2 separate regions of the Mus musculus genome follow, and region 1 is linked to region 2. Evidence: chromatin loops called from intact Hi-C (ENCODE). Cell type or tissue: left cerebral cortex. All regions are shown on one strand. Each heading gives the region's core, and the rest is flanking DNA. Links, peaks and the distances in the headings are about the cores only.

Region 1 (8,924 bases), core at 237-8,236, 140 kb before region 2:
ATAAATTAGGCAAAACTGGTTTCTAGGTAATGCTCCTCCCCCATAAGCCCCTAAAGTTGTACAGGATTCTCATTTGGGCCCTAGGGTTCTGTACCCGTGCTGTATAATCCCTCTCCCTTAAGTATGGTTGGGACCTCTGACTTGCTTCTAGTCAATAGAATATTACAAAGGTAATGGATGTCACTGTCGTGATTATGTTACATTATCTAAGGCTCTGTATCAGCAGATTGGAGAGAGAGCTTTCCCTGCTGGCCCTAAAGAAACAGCTGCATCGTGAACAGGTGATGGAGAGGCTTGTGTGGCAGAGGACATTAGCAGCAAGCAGATCTGTGGGTGGCTCTCAGCCTTTTCACATACAGTCACAATGAGATAAATTCTGCCAGCAGCCTTCCTGAGCTTTACCGAGCTGATTCTTTCCCAGTTGAGCTCCCAGATGAAAAATGTGGCCTAGCCATTTCCCTGACCACAGCTTTGTGAGATGGAGCAGGGAATCCAGCTAATCAGAGCAGGAGATAACATTTAAGTACGTGCTAAGCTGCTGAATTTGTGATAATTTGCTACAAAGCAATACAAAAAACTACCACACAGGTACCCATTGGTCATAAACTTTTATTTAGTCCATGCATATACGATCTTTCTTCAGTAATATTTAATGATTTATTTTTATTTTTAATTATATGCATTTGTGTGTCTATCTGTGGGTTTGTGCACATGTTCATAGTACCCACAGAGGCCAGAAGGCATTGGATCCCCTGGACCTGGATTTCCAGGAAGTTTGACGCCTTCTAAGTGAGTGCTAGGAACCAAACTCAGTGTCTTCTGCAAGAGCAGTGAGTACTCCTATCCAAAGACCAATGCTCCTAGCCCCTTCACCACTAATATTTAAGACAGAAATGGGGAAGTTTGATGTCTTTCCATCTTTAATTCCCAAGTCATTCTATATATTTCAGTAAGCTGGTCTTCATCACACATAGAGTGGTCTCTGGCGGACTCTTGTTCACACCATTCCTCCTAAGCCAGATTCCCTCTTTTACACCTTGTTCTTTGCCCATGAAATCTTCTGAACTTCTAGACCACAGGCAAGTGCTGCCTCGCTGTTTTTACTTGCATCACCATTTTTGGTCTTATTTCTGAGAAAACATAATATATATCAATCATGTAGAACATATACACAGGATATCTACAAACAATATAGAAAACATTTGCAGATATATATGTGATCTTCACATTGTATTAAAATTGTATACTCATTGAAGCTCAAGAGTCTAACTTGTGTACAGCACATTGCTAGAAATACTCTGTATCATTATCATCATTATCGCCATCATCAGTGTTGTAGGAGACTCAAACTCAGCGCCTCACAGGAGCTGGGCAAACATCGTACTCCTATGCTGCAACACTACCTCATACTCTATATTAAAAATAATGTCACAGTAGTTGGCATAGCACACGCTTGTAGGATATGCTGAGGAGTTCAGGACCAGCCTGAGATACAAGTTTAAAAATTGAGTCATATGCAGTGGAAAGCCAAGTATAGTTGACCAGTTACCAAGTACTTACATGGAGCCAGCATTGGCAACTTCCCTCTACTGAAAATTAAATTTCAGTACCATCGACCCTACATATTTCAATGATTGAACGCCTACTTCAGGTGCCTAGCACTTTTGTGGACGTTCAATGAACCTGAGTTGAAGCAGGATATCAGCCATGGATAAAGGCCGCACAGTCCCCACAGGAGTTTAAGTATCACAGGCTGGTCAATGTTTCAAAGCCTGAGAGAGCCTGTCCTTACAAAAGGACAGCTTAGGGTAACGTTTCCGCGGCAGCTTCCTTTTTAAGTAGCTGAACCAACCAAGAAAACGACATGTAAACACTGATCAGGAAGAGGGACTAATCTAAGGGAATTTGAGCAAGTCTGGCTAGGAAAGAAGTTTGCTGCTACTGAAATGTTTTGGTCTTAGCCACTGGCAGGATTGATTGATTGTAGTTATGTTTTGTGTGAAGCCTGCCTAAACATCTGTTTCTATGCAACTGTTGCCCAATTCTCCTTTCCTTTCGAATTACCATCTTTGAAGCACGAAAGAAAATCCATCCAAACGACCAAACAAATTACCCTAAAGGCTTCTAAATCCTTTAAAGGAGAATCTGAGCTTGAAGAAGGTCCTTTACTCCCCCGCCCCTTACCTCCAGCATGGGTTCCAAACTACAACCCTCAAGCTTGGCCCAAGTCCCTCCCTTTACCCAGTCATCTAATGAATATGTAAATTAAACATAATTGGCAGCCAATGGCGTGTGTTCTAGTCACATGGTGCTGATGGTAGGTGAGCAGACAGAAGTTGTGTCAGTGAACAGAGAGGGCTCTCAGTCTGGGGCGAGCGCTCTAGTGAGCGTGGACGGATGCTTAGGCAGTAGTCCTGGCAGCGGCAGCGGCGGCGGGCAGTAGTGGTGGCAGAAGAGGGGAAGAGAGACGGCCCGGAGACCGACACACTCACACTTTCAAGTTCCCTTGGAGGGAGAGGAGTTGGGGCTGCAGAAAGAGGCCAGGAGCGGTCCCATCTATCCCATCCCGTTTCCCACTTTTCCTCTTGCTCCCTGGCTCTGCGAGAGTTCAGGATTTGGGTAGCCATACGTGGCATTGAGGGAAAAGGGACTGGGAGAGTGGGGACCAGAACCAGGGGTGTAGTGGAAGATGCCCATCCTGCTGTTCCTCATAGATACGTCCGCCTCCATGAACCAGCGCACTGACCTGGGCACCTCCTATTTGGACATTGCTAAAGGCGCTGTGGAGTTATTCTTGAAGGTAAAAGGAGGGGAAAGGAGATGAAGGGGTCGCTTCTGTGGGATGGGTGGGTTGGACTGAGGTGCTTCTGTAACGTTTGTATCGCTTCCCCTCGTTTCCTACGCGACCCCCCCGTCATCCCTCGCCCCGCAGCTGCGCGCCCGGGACCCAGCCAGCCGCGGAGACAGGTACATGCTGGTCACCTACGATGAGCCTCCCTACTGCATCAAGGTAAACAGGCCAGCGGGGGAGCGGTGGGCGGGAAGAGCGTGCGCGTCCACTAGCCTGGGGCTGCTGATCCCTTTTGCCTCCACCCGTGGCGATCCTGCGTCGCCCTGCGGGACGGGCTGCAGTGAGGAGCGCCGAAGGGCAGGAGGAGCAGGGCGGGTGGCGGCGGTCGGGGGTCGCAGAGAGGGGCCCGGAGATGAGCAGCCGGTGTAGAGAAGGCACTGGAGGGCCGAGTTCCTAGCACGGCTGCAGCAATCGCCTCCGAAGATGGCGGACATTTTGCTTTTGTATGAGGCAGCCAGAGGCAGGGTGAGGGCGCTGCTGAGATGGAAAGGAGGGAGGGGAGGAGGCCGAGGAAGGAGGGCTCGAGGCCCATGGTGAGGCTGCGGCCCCTTCGCCTGGGACTCCGCCCCGATGTTCTCTTAGCCCCGCGCGGGCTTTGCTGCCGCCCGAGCTCCTCCTCTGGTCCCTCCTTCCATCCCTCGGCCCGCCCCGCCTGGGCTTCCTCTCCCTCCTCCCGCTCCGGTCCGTTTCTCCTTCACCGCATCTTCCCCTCCTCTTCCTGCCAAATGCCGGGCTGCACTAGCGCTGGCCTCCCAGAGCAGCTCCTTTGCATTCGAGGCTCTGGCCCCCGCCCCTCCTGTGCCACCACTAGCTCGGAACTGCTTAGCCTATGCAGCTCCCAGACCCTGCACGCTCAGTCAGGTTGAGCCCAGCTCTCAGTTACCTTAGCGACAGTTGCTGTTTCATTGGAAATTCCTGCGAAGCAACCACAGAGTGTTTGGGGGAGGGNAGGGGGCGCGCGCGGGGGGGTTGGGAGGGGGTGCCCAGGCAAAATCTTCTTAGGGAACTGGTTTAACAGGGGCCAGAGTGTTTTAGGGAGCAGGCCTACCTATTTGCATCCGAAATTAGGTTTGCTCTTAGCTGCTTAGGGATTTGCCAGGGGGCGTTTAGACTGAGCAGATGCACTAGACCAAGTCAATGATTTGATTCTCAGGGTCTGACCCTTAGCCTCGGTGGGGTAGTTATTTGTGTTCCCATGGTGAAGAGATAAAGAACTGGTTCGCCTGCAGTGGCTTGATAAGAAGAACTCAAACTGTTAAATCATCCTGCATCAGGATCGTGCTTGCATGTTGAAATATTAGAAGGTTGTTACCATTATCCTTGATGTCTTTCATTGGTGCGTCATCCATCCGTCCCCCCTCACCCCACCCCCGGTCTAACTCATCTCAGTAAATTAACAGGAGGTTCAGTCTGGATGTTGTAAGCCCTGGTTTAGTGAGTTGTTACGTCTCAAAGTAAGTTGGCCAGAATGTTCTTCAGACATAATGAAAGCGAAGATACTGATTTGGTAACTCTCTGCTTTGATTAAAAGTTTAAATTGCAGGCTTTTCCTAATACTATTCTGGTTTCAGCTCGTTTGTTTTCAATTTTTTATTTATCTACCAAAAATCGTATACTTCTTGTAAATATCCTATGGTTTTAGAAATGTCAGTTTTCTAGGCTAGCCTGGGCTAACATATTGAGACCCTAGAGCTGGAGACATAAATTTCAGTAATGGAGCACTTACAGATATGAAGCTTTGCAAACATTCTAACCTTAGCATAGAAAAATAAAATAAGAGCCAGAGGCTGATTGTTGACACCTCTTGACTACTAATGATAACAGTAAGAGCCTACCTTTTGTAGTGCGCCTATTTGAAGACATACTCAGTAATTTAAAGCAGTGGAGGGATAAGCTCCAAAATCAGTTCCTACCTATCGTTTTCTTTCAAGGGACAGCATTTTGCAAGGACTGATGGTAGTTCCTAAAATAGTTTTTTTGAGTTATAGGAATTATGTGACAGTCTGTCCTGGTATTACATGCCTTTAATCTCTAGTATACAGGAGGCAGTGAGAGAGATGGACCTTTATAAGTTTGAGGCCAGCTTAGTCTACTCAGCAAGTTCTGGGCCAGCCAGGGTTCTATAGTGAGACACTTTCTCAAAAAAAGAAAGAAAGAAAGAAAGAAAGAAAGAAAGAAAGAAAGAAAGAGAAAAAGGAAAGGAAAGGAAAGGAAAGGAAAGGAAAGGAAAGGAAAGGAAAGGAAAGGAAAGGAAAGGAAAGGAAAGGAAAAGAATCCATGACAATATTAACACACTCCTTTCCTTTGGCAGGAAGAGGTTTTGCCCCATTTTAACAGTCATTATTACATCTTCAATCCTAGCACTGGGAATCCATGGCTCATACTATTTCTTTTCAGTGCTAGAGATACAACTCAGGCTTTTCTGCATGCTAAGCAACTGTTCTGCTCCTGAGCTACAGCCCAGCCAGTGTGCTTATTTAGATTCGGTTTCCCCCACTTCTTTTATTCAGTGAATTACCCTGAGTGGCCATGCATGTTTGAATGGCTGGGTATTTTAGCCACATGTTTATGAAACTTTCGATATTTGTTTGGAAGAGAAGAAAATGTTCAGTATTATATTTAGTGGAAATTTTATTGTAGTTCTTTTTCTTCTGCTATGTTGCATCCTACAAGAAGTATTCCACCACTGATGTCTTTCACACACTTTCTTCTTTAAAGTGTGTGAAGATACATTGTGTACTATGTTTAATTATTATTATTTTTTTAATTTTATGTCTGTTGGTGTTTTGCCTGCCTGCATATCTGTGTGAGGGTGCCAGAGTCCTTGGAACTAGAATTACAGACAGGTGTGAGCTGCCATGTAGTTGCTGGGAATTGAACCCAGGTCCTCTTGAGCAGCTGGGTGTTCTTAACCACTGAGCCATCTCTCCAGCAAATTAAACAAATTAAAAAAAAAAAACTAAACAAATCTCTGTTTAATTATCAATCACTTAGTCTTAGTTCTTCATTTTACCTACGTAAAAGGAAATATTAAGTATCTAGTAATATTTTTGTGCTTTACGAACATTACTATTGGTAGACCATATTTAGGTAAGAGTTTTCTGAATTTCCATTTTGGACTTTACCTTTCTACCTCGCCCAACCTTCTCTGCCTGTGATAACCTCGTTCATTTGCTTTTTAGGTTGTAGCTTGCTTAGAAGTTCTGGAATTTTAGAGCATCTTGTGATAGTTTTCTTAAAATTCAGTATAGATTTTCACGTTCTAGTAGTCCTATAGGACCGTTTTCGGTCACACATGATATCAAAATAGGTCTTTCTTTGACTGTCAGCTGGCATCTTAGTTTCTACTTAAAACTTTATTCTCTCTTAGGGGCTCAAGTAATGGTTTGGTAGTATTTTATTGGTAACAAATTGTTCTGCAGAATAAATAAAGTGTCATTTTCACTTTCTCTGAGGCTGCAGAAACATTGCAACATTTTACTTCGCAGATCTGGAGTATATCCAACTCCAAATGCTTCCAAATGAATTTTATTTTGCTAGTAGATCCTCTTCTGTTCCAGCTGTAATAAGCATGAGTTGTGCATTTGCTTAGGAGATTTCTTTTTAACAGGCATGCAGCTCTTCCCAGTATATCCACTTACAAGCTTTGACAAGAAATCTTGTGCGAAGTTGCTGCAGCAGGAATTTTTCACTAACATATGTGGTTGAGTATGTAAATATAGTATTTCACCAAAGACTTGGTAACTCTACTGCATACTTCTTTGCATATAGCTGTCTACTCTTTTAATATTAGTCATACCTGTTCCATGCTGTGCCATGTGTGTTGATGCAATTAAGTTTCATTTGGGGACCATGTATGAAATGCAAACATTGTGTGTTAAATCTCTGTTGCTAAGTGTTGCTTCATAAACTTGTTTCATCCATGGAGTTACAGTATTAATGCTCTCTGTATGCACTACACTTTCAGTGTACATAGCTAGATACTCCTGTTTAGTATTATATATATATATATATATATATATATATATATATATATACTATACAGTGTGTCCTTAGAAGATGAATGCAGTACAGGGCTTTTAAAATGTTGTGTGAGAACTTTGTGGCAATAATTATAGTTCTCAATAGTTTTGGCTGAGATTCTGCTGTCTTGTATGTTTTGTTTTGTTATGAATCATAATTTCCTTCTATTCTGTGACTGGGAGAGGCAGGCTTGTCAGAAGAAAGTAAGCCACTAGCCTGGGTTCTCTCCTAGTAAAAGTATTAAAAATGATATTATAGTTGAAGCCACTTTATTAAAATTATTTTTATTTAAAGGAGTTTTTTTTAAATAACAGAAACATCTTTCAAGAAATAGTTGAAACGTGAATAAATAGTGGTCAGAAGTGTTATAAATAAGAGATAATGTTTCAAAGAAACTCTCTAAGCTAATAATTTGAAAATATAAACCATTTGAAAAAGTGAGCATCTCTCTTGGATGTTACTTTTCAACATTGTGTGGCTACTTTTGATTACTAGTGTCTGCATGCCTTTACCAATGTGAGCCAGAAAGAGAAAGAATTCTGGCTTACCAACTGAGGAAGTAAACTCAATATTTTAAAAACTGATACATGTAATAGACATTTATTAGAATTTTGACTAAAGTATTAAAAGAACATTTGTTGTTGTTGTTGTTTTCCAGACAGGGTTTTTCTGTGTAGCCCTGGCTATCCTGGAATTCAAAGACACCCACCTGCTTCTGCCTCCTGAGTGCTGGGATTAAAGGTGTGCACCACCACTGCCTGGCTAAGGGAGCACCTTTGTTTTGTTTTGTTTTTCTTTTTCTGAGGCAGGGTTTCTCTGTATAGCCCTGGCTGTCCTGGAGGTCACTCTGTAGACCAGGCTGGCCTCCAACTCAGAAATCTGCCTGCCTCTGCCTCTCAAGTGCTGGAATTAAAGGAGTGTGCCACCACTGCCTGGCAAGGAGCAACTTTTAATGGAGTCCTCCATTGTGGTTAAGAATCTATAGAAATGCTCTGGTTATCCTGAAACTTTCTGTTCAGGATCTTTCAGATCAGGCTGGCTTTGAACTCACAGAGTTCATGCTGCCTCTACCTCCCAAGTGCTGAGATTATGCCTAGCTTGATTTTGGCTTTCTTTCACACTTCCCCTCCTCCCTAGCTATTTGAAGCATCTGACAATAGTCATTGTAGATTATCAAAAGAAAAGGGGATGGGATGGGGACTTAACTCTAGAAGGCCATATCTCTGGCCAAGGTCTAATGGTCTGAGTCCAATGCTGAGATTAGGGATCAACAAGAAGATACAAGGAGAGCACTGACGACATTGTAGAGATCTACCTTCTATCCTAGACCTCTCTTACGTATATCTAGCCATTCTTGAAATGTCAGTGTTTGCCACTTGTCACCAGAGCCACTGGTGTGGCTGACATTCAGCGAGTCTTGTCCTCTAGTCATTCTTCCCTGTTTGTTAATCTTTAAATAAAGTGAAACAGTCATTTTGCTGTGAAAATCCTTCAGGCACCGGGCATGGTGGCTCATGCTTGTAATCCCAGCCTGGCTTTGCATATTTATATTTTGTCTCCAAAACAAAACCAAGCCCTGAATGATGGTTTCCTCATGGGATTCTAGTACTTGGAAGTTTGAGGCAGGAGGATTGCCATGAATTCAACTATCCTGTGCTACACAGTGAATTCAAAGAGCCTGGGCTGCAGAGTGAGATATTATCTCCACAAAAAGTAAATAAAGAGAAATAAAAAAAAAAAAAAAAGGAAAAGTCCTTCAGGATTTTCCATCAGATGTCAGAATAAAAAGTCCAAACACCTTGGCCTAAACACTAGTCATGCCTTTATCTGGATGTGTGTTACCTTTCCAACAATGTCTGTCTATTTTCTTCTCACATGAACCCAGGCTCCAATCAGCAAGAGAAATTAAGTCCTCCTTTCCAAAGTGGTTATACCTCTAACATCTGTGTGACTGTATATACATTGTTCTCTATAGCTTGGACGTACTTCAACTCATTTTGTTTTGTTTGATCCGATGTAGCCCAGACTGACTTTGAATTCATAGCAGTCC
Region 2 (8,924 bases), core at 256-8,255:
CGTTAGCTAACTATAAAGCTAAATACACACTTAGCATTAGAGAGCGAATCTGGGAGCTCTTCCCTCGGGAAGACTATTTCTCCATGCTCTCGGCATTCCTTAGCTGGCTGTGCTTTGTCTAGGGCTGAGGCCCCATGGGCATCTCTGAAATCATACACATTCAAGTAACATTGCAAGAACTGAGCAGGTTGTATTTATATATTTAGGAATATATACACATATGTGTATGCATATAACAATAATTAAAGAAACAGAGGCCATGAAGTTGAGTGAGAGTGGGGGATGAGTGCACGGGAAGCATTGAGAAGGAGGAAAGGAAAGGGCAAAATGATACAATTATATTTTAATTTCAAAAACAATTTGTAAACTACACATGCAAGTGCATAATGCTTTTTTAAAGGATCTAGTTTTCACCTTAATTTTGCCATTTGGTTCATATTTATAGGTGGGGGCAGTAAGTGCCATAGCATAAGGAAGGGTTCAAATCTGAGCCATCTGGCACAAGTTGGATCTCTCCTACCATGTAGGTTCCAGGGATTAAAGTCAAATTATCAGGCTTTTCAGCCAGCGTCTTTCCCCACTGAGACACCTCGCCAGCCCCCGCAAAGCTGTCTCAGTTAGGTAAAGTACATGCAGCAAGACAACACTGTCCATACACTCTACAGCCTAAACACTGATGCCCTTTAAACTATTAAGAGCAAATGTGAAGTTGCCAGGGAATGGGATCAGTTTTGTTGCTTCCACTGTTTTAATTTTGAATGATTAGATATTTTCACACTATTGTTTAAGTTTGTTACAAAGAACTTACAGTTTTGGTAAGTTTAAATCTAATAACAGTAAACTAGTAAAACAGTCAAGTGAGGACTAGGATTAACTCAAGTTGAAAGCCACCTTTTTCCGCACTGCTTGTTCTTAACCTTCATTTTCAAAAGAACTAACTGTTGGGACAGTGAAATGGCTGAGCAGGTGAGGATGCTTGCCATCAAGCCTGACGACCTGAGACTTTTTTCCCTGGGACCCACATGGTGGAAGAAGAGACCTGACTCCTGCTGTTACACTGTCACATAAGTGACCTACACACTTACGCTGTGGCATGAACTGCTACACGCATAATAAAATATTTAAAAAGGAATTTTTATAAAAATTTGAGCCAAATGACAATTTTTAAAGGCCATTTTATACTGTCAATACAGAGACACCCCCATTTCCTTCTTTAGCTTTTGTTTTTACGACAAGGGTCTTATTCTGTAGTCCAAGTTGACTTCAAACTCACACCAATCCTCATGCCTCAATCTCCAAGCGCTGGGATTATAGGTATAAGCCTCCATGTCTGATCAAAAAGGTCTAATAGAATTTTTTTAAGATTTCAAAATCTTTCGATTTTACAGTGATAAGAGCAGGTAACAGCTGGGCAAGGTAACACAGGACTTTAATCCTAGCACTCAGGAGGCAAAGAAAGAGGCAGAGGCAGAAGCAGGTAGATCTCTGTGAATTTGAGACCAGCCAAGTCTATATAGCAAGATCCAAGCCATTCAGAGCTACATACTGAGACTCTAATTCAAAAAAATTTAATAAAAAAGAAGCAGGTAACAAATGCCATATCATGCTTGAAAATTATAAAAAAAATTAAAAAGACAAAATAAAAATTGTCATAAGCAAAGTGACTGATTTTAAATGTGTACTTAATGGAATATAAACGACCAACTTACATCTATTGGTAATGATTCATCTTCCTTTTCTGTTAGTCGCATATAAGAACGATCTAGAAAGCAGAAGCACACCATTAGGAAATTATAGCCCATTTTCCTTTCTTAAAATACAAGAAAATCAATAGACCAAAGTGGTTGACTTATATACTACATAAAGTAATGATCCCAGATTCCTCAAAAACCTCTTCTAATATAGTTAGCCTTATCTTTATGAATTAGTTTATGCTTGTCAAGGCCTGTCTTATCACCTTAAGTAAGTGACAGATGGCAAATATGAAACCGAAAGAACTAAGCATAATTTTTCATTAGTATAGAAACTCTAGAAATTTTGAAACTGTTTCTTTCACTAAGTAGTCAAAGAAGTCATAACTATTTAACAATCAATAGGACTACAAACATTTTCAATGCTCAATGACCCTGCCACTGCATAGTGAAGCCAAAGTGAAAACTGGTATGGAAATGTTCCTCTTCAGTGCAGTGATGTAACTCGAGTTCCAGGACTTCAATTTCTGTCCTTGCTACTGCTTAATTCTGCTGCTGCCTTCACTTCTGCAGGCTGCAAGGGACTGAAGGCTGCGATCAGGATCTAGAAACTGGTAACCCCAAGTCATACATAGCACCAGCTTTTCTGTTTACTACAATTTACTGTACCTCATTCAAGACATCCTCAGCAACTCCAGCACTTACTTCAATTGCAGAATGTTACAATGGGAAAGTGAACAGAGTTGCACTGCCTCAGTTTCCTCTGTGGCAAATGGGAACGTGAAAGGTGAACAGGGTTTATTTCGTGTATGAACAGTGAGAGCTCTGCTATATCAAAGGTCACTATGGCAGAGATGAGCATGCTCCAGCACCATAGGATGCTATCTGCTGCCACAATTTCCCATGACACAACTAGTGTCAAAGGTAAATGGCAGTCTTTTGCCAGCACGAGCAGTGCAGAGGTCTTGCTTCAGTCCACAAGGCATTCTTAGCACTTGAAAAATATAAAAATCCAAAATCTTAATTCTACATCAAGCAGGACAATATTATTCTAGATGAAGTAGGACAATCCACTTCTAGATTAAATAGGACAATCCCTAATTCATAATGTACTCTAGACTTAAAATGACTTGTGTGAATGTATTGAGTCTGCTTAAAAAAATATGCAGGCAGAGTATATTTGAACTTACAGAGCCTGTAAGGACAGGGATAAAAGCAAAATCAATCCAATATCATATGCTGTTTGGATTAACCTTTTAATGACACACTTCTAGCTAACTTTCTTGTTTGAATGAAGTCTACTCTGGAAATTTAAGACTATCTTCAGCTAGGCATTTCTTCACTGGGAAAATGAGGCTGTTGGAGTTCAAGCAAGGGCCTTACTTGCTTTGTGACTATAGTAGAGCCAAAGCTTACTTCGAAAATAACCAGTACTCCAGTGTATCCTATTCTCCTCCAGGACAGTGCTTCACAAACTATAAATCACCCAGGGATTTATTAAAACGAATATTCTGATTCAACAGTTCTGAGGTGGAGCCTGAGTAGACACTAACAAGGTCCCAGGTGATGTCCACGATGCTGCTCTACTGACCACACTATGAGCAGCAAAGCTCTAAGGCACTTTCCCCAGGGTCCCACCAAATTACTACTCCCCATGAACATACATACACACATACATACACATACACACACACACACACACACACACACCTTTGGAACATTCACATTATCTTACTGCAATTATTTGTTGGCCCACTAGTTTTTCCACTAGTCTAAGAATTCCCTTAAAGGAATCAAGGAACCTCTAGCACCTAAAAGCAGAAGCAACTTCAATTATTGATCTGAGAAAACAAACAAAAACAAAAAACAAAAAAATACAAAAATAAAAACCCACCATACAGCACCGTTATCATTTGCCCAAGGTCACACAGATTTAACAGTTAAGCAAAATGTTAACAACCAACCTTTTAAACCAGTCCACTGCTCTTTCCCCGTGTCACAGTGCCTCCCTGAGGCAAGCGGTCACTTAACTTCTCCGTCTTTGCCTGGACAGCAGAGTGGCCGGGATGCTGTCTAGCTAGCTGTCACGATGCCACATGCATGCAAAGTTCTCAATTCCACACTTTGTCTTAGCTACCTAGGCTGCATATGGCATGTCGTGTCTGGAGTTCTGGGACAGAGTCCCGGTCTGAATTCTTTCTCAAACCTCAGCAACCTCTTCTGGCCGTCCTGCAATCTAGGTGTTCCTCAGCCATCTGATCTCAAGCCCTCCGCTGAGGACCCTGCACGGCTTTACTTAGTCACCCCGACCTAAAACGGCTCTCCTGCACTGGGTTCAACAGTCCCTTAGGGGAGCGCCCCCACAGCCCCTGGTGTCCCCCACGCGAGCGGTCCCAGTCCCTCAGTTACTTACGCTGCGCAGCTGAAAAGGCAGCGTGGGCTAGGGCAAAAAGCCCGACACCTACAAGCCCCTTCCACAGCGACGGCGCCATGATTCAGAAGGAGCGGCAGCCCAACAAAAGGAGACGAAGGGCGGCAGAGGTACTCCTCCTTTCACCGGCGGGCGTCCACGCGGCGCAGGAACATGACGTCACCAGAGCCCTGGGCGCGAAGTGCCGGCGGTGGCCAGACCCAGAGAGCCGCCGAGAGAACGCGGAAAAAGGAATGCCGGGAAGAAGGGGACAGCGACACGGAAAAAGGGCCTGAGGCCTCCTCTGCGACTGCGCAGTGCAGCTTCCCGGAGAGAGGCAGGGCTGAGTTGGGGGCGTGAAAGAACAGGCCGAGCGAGACCAATGGGGAGACGAGGTAGAGCGTCCGCAAATACGCGCCGGATTTGGAGAAGGGGCGGGACTTACGGAAAGGCCTGGGAGGAGAAGAAGGTGGGGCTGGTGGCGTTGCTAAATGGCTGTGGGCGTAGAACTCGAAAGCCTGGTACTTGGTATTTGATAATTGGTTAATTGATTTGGTTTTCCTCCCAACAGAGTCCTTTCCTTTCACTAAGTCTTTCTTATGCCTCTGGCCTCAGAAACGGTTACCGAGGCAGGTTGCAAGGGCATCAACGTGAGGAAGTAAATAAAGTGTAGAGAGTAACTTGGGGGGTATGGAGCCCTGAACTCTCGCATGTTGGGGACGCTCAGAGCATTGGTTCAACATCTTACCTTTCTGCTTTACGTTTCTATGAGCAAGATCCACACAAAAGAGAGTGTAGCACAGCGGGACTGTTTTGTCATGAAGAAAGCTAGAATGTATGAAGGGAGAATAAAGGGATGTTGGAAACAGTCTGATGAGCACACAACTGTAACCTTTCTCCATTTTTATCTTCATCTCCTAAAATGTAGGCATTCAGAAGGAGAGTTTTTCCTGGATCTCTTTTCGCTCTACTCTCAGCAAGCTCATTAGTTCATTTCCACTTCAGACCAGCTTAGTTTTTCCAGTGATTCCAAATCAACAACTTTACCTCAAATACCATAACTCCTTAGCTCCAGATCAGCATTCCTAGCTACTCACTGCTGAGTATTCATTTGCGTGTGAGTAAACCCTGTGGGCACGACATTTTTATGGCCAAAGGTAACTCACACCCTCAACTCTATATAAGTTACTTCAGTGCCCCTGGCTGAGTGGCACAGCTTTGTTGATGTCATATCACAAAATAAGTGTGAAGCCTGATTACCATTCTTTCCCATCAGTCTCCAAAGAACTGTGTCATCTGAATCAGTTGACTCACCAGTACCTGGTCAGTACTGCTGGTCCTTACCATGCCTTTGAAAGTTGAAGCATTCTCAGGTATGATCTCCTTATTCTATTCTGACTTTATATCATCTTCTAAACGATGTTATTTCTTTATTATGTTTGTTGGGTTGCTATTGTTTGCTGCCTCTCTTCCCACTCTAGGATGGGAGCTGCAAGAAGACAGCTTTCTCCCTCTCTAGAACATTGTCAAACAGCAGGCATTGCATACAAACATGTTGGATGAAGGGTGAACAACTGTTGGTGAAGAACAAAGAGTGTTTTTATCACTGAAAAGATCTTTACAGAGATTCAGTCTAGTTCTTAAAAGCCTGTGGTCTTTTGGTATGCTTAAGTTTCTTCAAATCTGAAAAACTGGATCCCATCACATTAAGTCATAGTCATCACTGTTCTCTGGACCCTCTACACACAGTGCTTGATCCATAGCAATTGCAGTAGCATATATTCCTTACAAAAGGACAAGTAACAATGAACTTCAGAATCAGAACAAGCCAACTCAACACTATTTAGTTGACAGGACGGTGCTTAAGAGGAGGAGTTAGGGGGAGGACTGAAGGGGTTTGCAACCCCATAGGAAGAACAACAGTATCAACCAACCAGACACCCCAGAACTCCCAGGGACTAAACCACCAACCAAAAAGTACACATGGAGAGACCCATTGCTCCAGCTGCATATGTAGCAGAGGATTGCCTTGTCAGGCATCAATGGGAGGAGAGGCCCTAGGTCCTGTGGAGGCTCAATGCCCCAGTGTAGGGGAATGACAGGGGGGGGTGTGGCAGGAATGGGTGGATGGGTGGGGGCACACCCTCATAGAAGCAGGCTGTAGGGATAGTGGGTTTGTGGAGGGGAAACTGGGAGGGGGGATAACATTTGAAATGTAAATAAATAAAATAACCAATAAAAATTAAAAATCACATCAAAATTTTGTTTTAGCTTAGATAATGGTCATATTTAAATGGAAATAAAACTTTTCCACTTGACCTAATAACAACTTTTCCATGTGATCTAATAACAAGTTATCTGAAGCAGAAAATGATTAATAAAATGTTAGAGGGTTTTGAGAGGGAGAAAGCGACAGACTCTCACTCTGTAGTCTCTGCAGGCCTCAGAATCATAAATGAAATTTTTGTGCTTTATCCTCCCACCCAGTGCTGGGGAACTTAGCTTGTAACACCGTGAGCAGCTAAGAGTTTTCTGGGAGTGTCTGAATTCTGGGCCACTTCTGAGAGAAAGACAGAGACAGAGACAGAAACAGAGATATTATGGAGAAATACACCTACTGAGAAGTCTGGTATTTGTATAAGCCACCAATGCATTTTCCTATGCTTTAGAGAAGTGACTTGGTCCTAGAAAAGCAGTTTTGCTTTCTCTATTCACTTAAGATATGTTTGCATCTCTGCGTCTCACTCTTAAAGATTCATTTATTTATTATATGTAAGTACACTGTAGCTGTCTTCAGACACTCCAGAAGAGGGCATCAGATTTCGTTATGGATGGTTGTGAGCCACCATGTGGTTGCTGGGATTTGAACTCGGGACCTTTGGAAGAGCAGTCGCGCTCTTAACCACTGAGCCATCTCACCAGCCCCCCTGCGTCTCACTCTTTTTCATGCATCAGCACAATTTTGACCTTTATCAGTGTATCAAATACCAGAAAACTGGCCTAGGTTTACCTTTTCTAGTCACAAACTGTTAAATTTCATGGGCTTTGCTTGGAAATAGGGTCTTGTCACCGTGCCCAAGCTGGCTTCAAACACTTGAGCACAAATGGTCCGTATGCCTTACCCTCTCCAGAAACTATAGTACTTCGGACATGTATGTACCACCATGCCTGTGGAATCACATTTCAATTGTCTATAAATTCCAACTTAAAGGGAGACCAAGATTTTCATACATAGTTATTGATAAATGTATCATACAAATAGGTAACTAACATGTATTCCAACATGGTTCAGCAGTTTGGGGTTAGTCCCAGAATACAAGATGTGAATACCAAGAGCACCTGAGTTCTTAGAACAAAGCTCAAGCTATCTGGGACACAGTACTTAAATTCCTATGTGACCACAGAAGTGCCTTAACTAACTATCCATCCCTGAAAAAAATGAAGACACTCTCCACATGTGTCATGGGTTAATGATATAGAAGTGGGAATAATAGTAGCTACAGTATTTATAGAGAAATGTTTCCCAGATTAATCTGTTGACTAGAGACAGTGCCCCAGCACTGGACCTCTGTTCCGTGCCAGCCAAGTTCTTAAGTTATCTTTGTATGTCATCATGAACATTCCAAGCTCTCGCTCGCAGTTTCCCTTTCCTCTGGCATTCTCTGACCAGGTTTGAAAATTCACTTTCCCTGTAAATATGTTCCTATTACATATATCTATAAGAAGAATATATAGTATGTACTAAAAGGGCTTCTGAGATGGATTAGCAGGTAAGAATGTCTGCGGCCAAACCTAATGACCTCAGTTCAACCCACAGAATCCACGTGGTGGTAGGGGAGAGAATAACTTCTTGAGAGAGTGCATATGCAAATATACATACACACACACACACACACACACACACACACACATGCGTGCACAGATGCTGAATTAAATAATCAAAAAAACCTTTTTTTAAGTTATTTATATTAAGAAATATATCTCTGGGTAACAAATTCTAGACCTCTATTGATTACTAGGCAAACTAGCCTGGTTGCCTTCCCTCTCTGTCTGTCCTCCCTCCCTCCTTTCCTCCTCCCTTCATGGACTTATCAGCAAACAGGGAATTGAATACGTCTTTCTCAGGTAAGGAACCAGATCAATAAAAGAGCAGAAACAGAATCATTCAGACAAACATTTCTTCCCTAGATCCGTATAGGCTTTACCTTACACATCCATCACGCACACAGTGCTTGTCCAGCCTCCCTGAAGACACATAAGTAATCTGCCAGAGAAGCATTCACACAGTTTTTCTTTTAAACAACAACAACAACAACAAATGAGGACAAAGCGGAATCCCTCGGACACATTTTCCCCTTTAGCTAGGCAGACGTGTAGCCCTTATCAGACCCTAGGCCTCTTTACAAACACCTTCTGGAGGCTCCAGGTGGCTCCCTAGCTCCCAGAACTGGAGTCCAGGTCTCTGCTTTGAAGCTCTCCATAGGAAACTAACAAACATTTTCAAAATTGACACTGCACCCATGTCTTTTCTTCTCACAGCCATAGTGTGAGACACACCAAAACATGTATCTCAAAAAAAAAAAAATCTAAGTAGTACCTTGGCTTCGGGAGACTCCAGTCTTCATGTGATTGTATTTACATGATGCATGGCTTCTTTGCTGGATTACTTCTACAACAGTTTTCTAGACCATGTGCTGCGGACTGGGGTAAGGTTTGCACGCTGGATTTTCCTTCTGTCCATCTGATAGCTAGAAGGAGTTAGTCATGTCCTCTGTGCTTCCATTTCCTTACCTGTAATTTGAGGTGAACCATAGCTATCAGGA

The links. Peaks named below come from ENCODE experiments on the same cell type or tissue, not always from the same donor. Only the 100,000 strongest peaks of a DNase experiment are listed, where the experiment ranks them.
Region 1: it touches region 2 in a loop (1.9-fold over the local background); 4 of 42 quality-filtered maps call a loop at or near these places.

The regions. Positions count from the first base shown.
Region 1 is chrX:56,452,517-56,461,440 of GRCm38, forward strand. It overlaps Ints6l (integrator complex subunit 6 like), which reads left to right and starts at 2,323. Exons shown (of 17, transcript NM_172779.4): 1 at 2,323-2,800; 2 at 2,933-3,010. The coding sequence starts at 2,690. In left cerebral cortex, for the core only: a CTCF peak has its summit at 3,316; DNase peaks (open chromatin) are centred at 2,313, 2,861, 3,442 and 3,991; H3K4me3 peaks cover 2,376 bases; H3K27ac peaks cover 1,594 bases.
Region 2 is chrX:56,593,681-56,602,604 of GRCm38, forward strand. It overlaps Mmgt1 (membrane magnesium transporter 1), which reads right to left and starts at 4,264. Exons shown (of 4, transcript NM_146234.4): 1 at 4,105-4,264; 2 at 1,710-1,762. The coding sequence starts at 4,183. It overlaps Gm36239 (a long non-coding RNA gene), which reads left to right and starts at 4,512. Exons shown (of 3, transcript XR_386934.2): 1 at 4,512-4,622; 2 at 5,378-5,474; 3 at 5,583-5,976. In left cerebral cortex, for the core only: no CTCF peak of the experiment used is centred there; DNase peaks (open chromatin) are centred at 3,822 and 4,391; H3K4me3 peaks cover 1,413 bases; H3K27ac peaks cover 334 bases.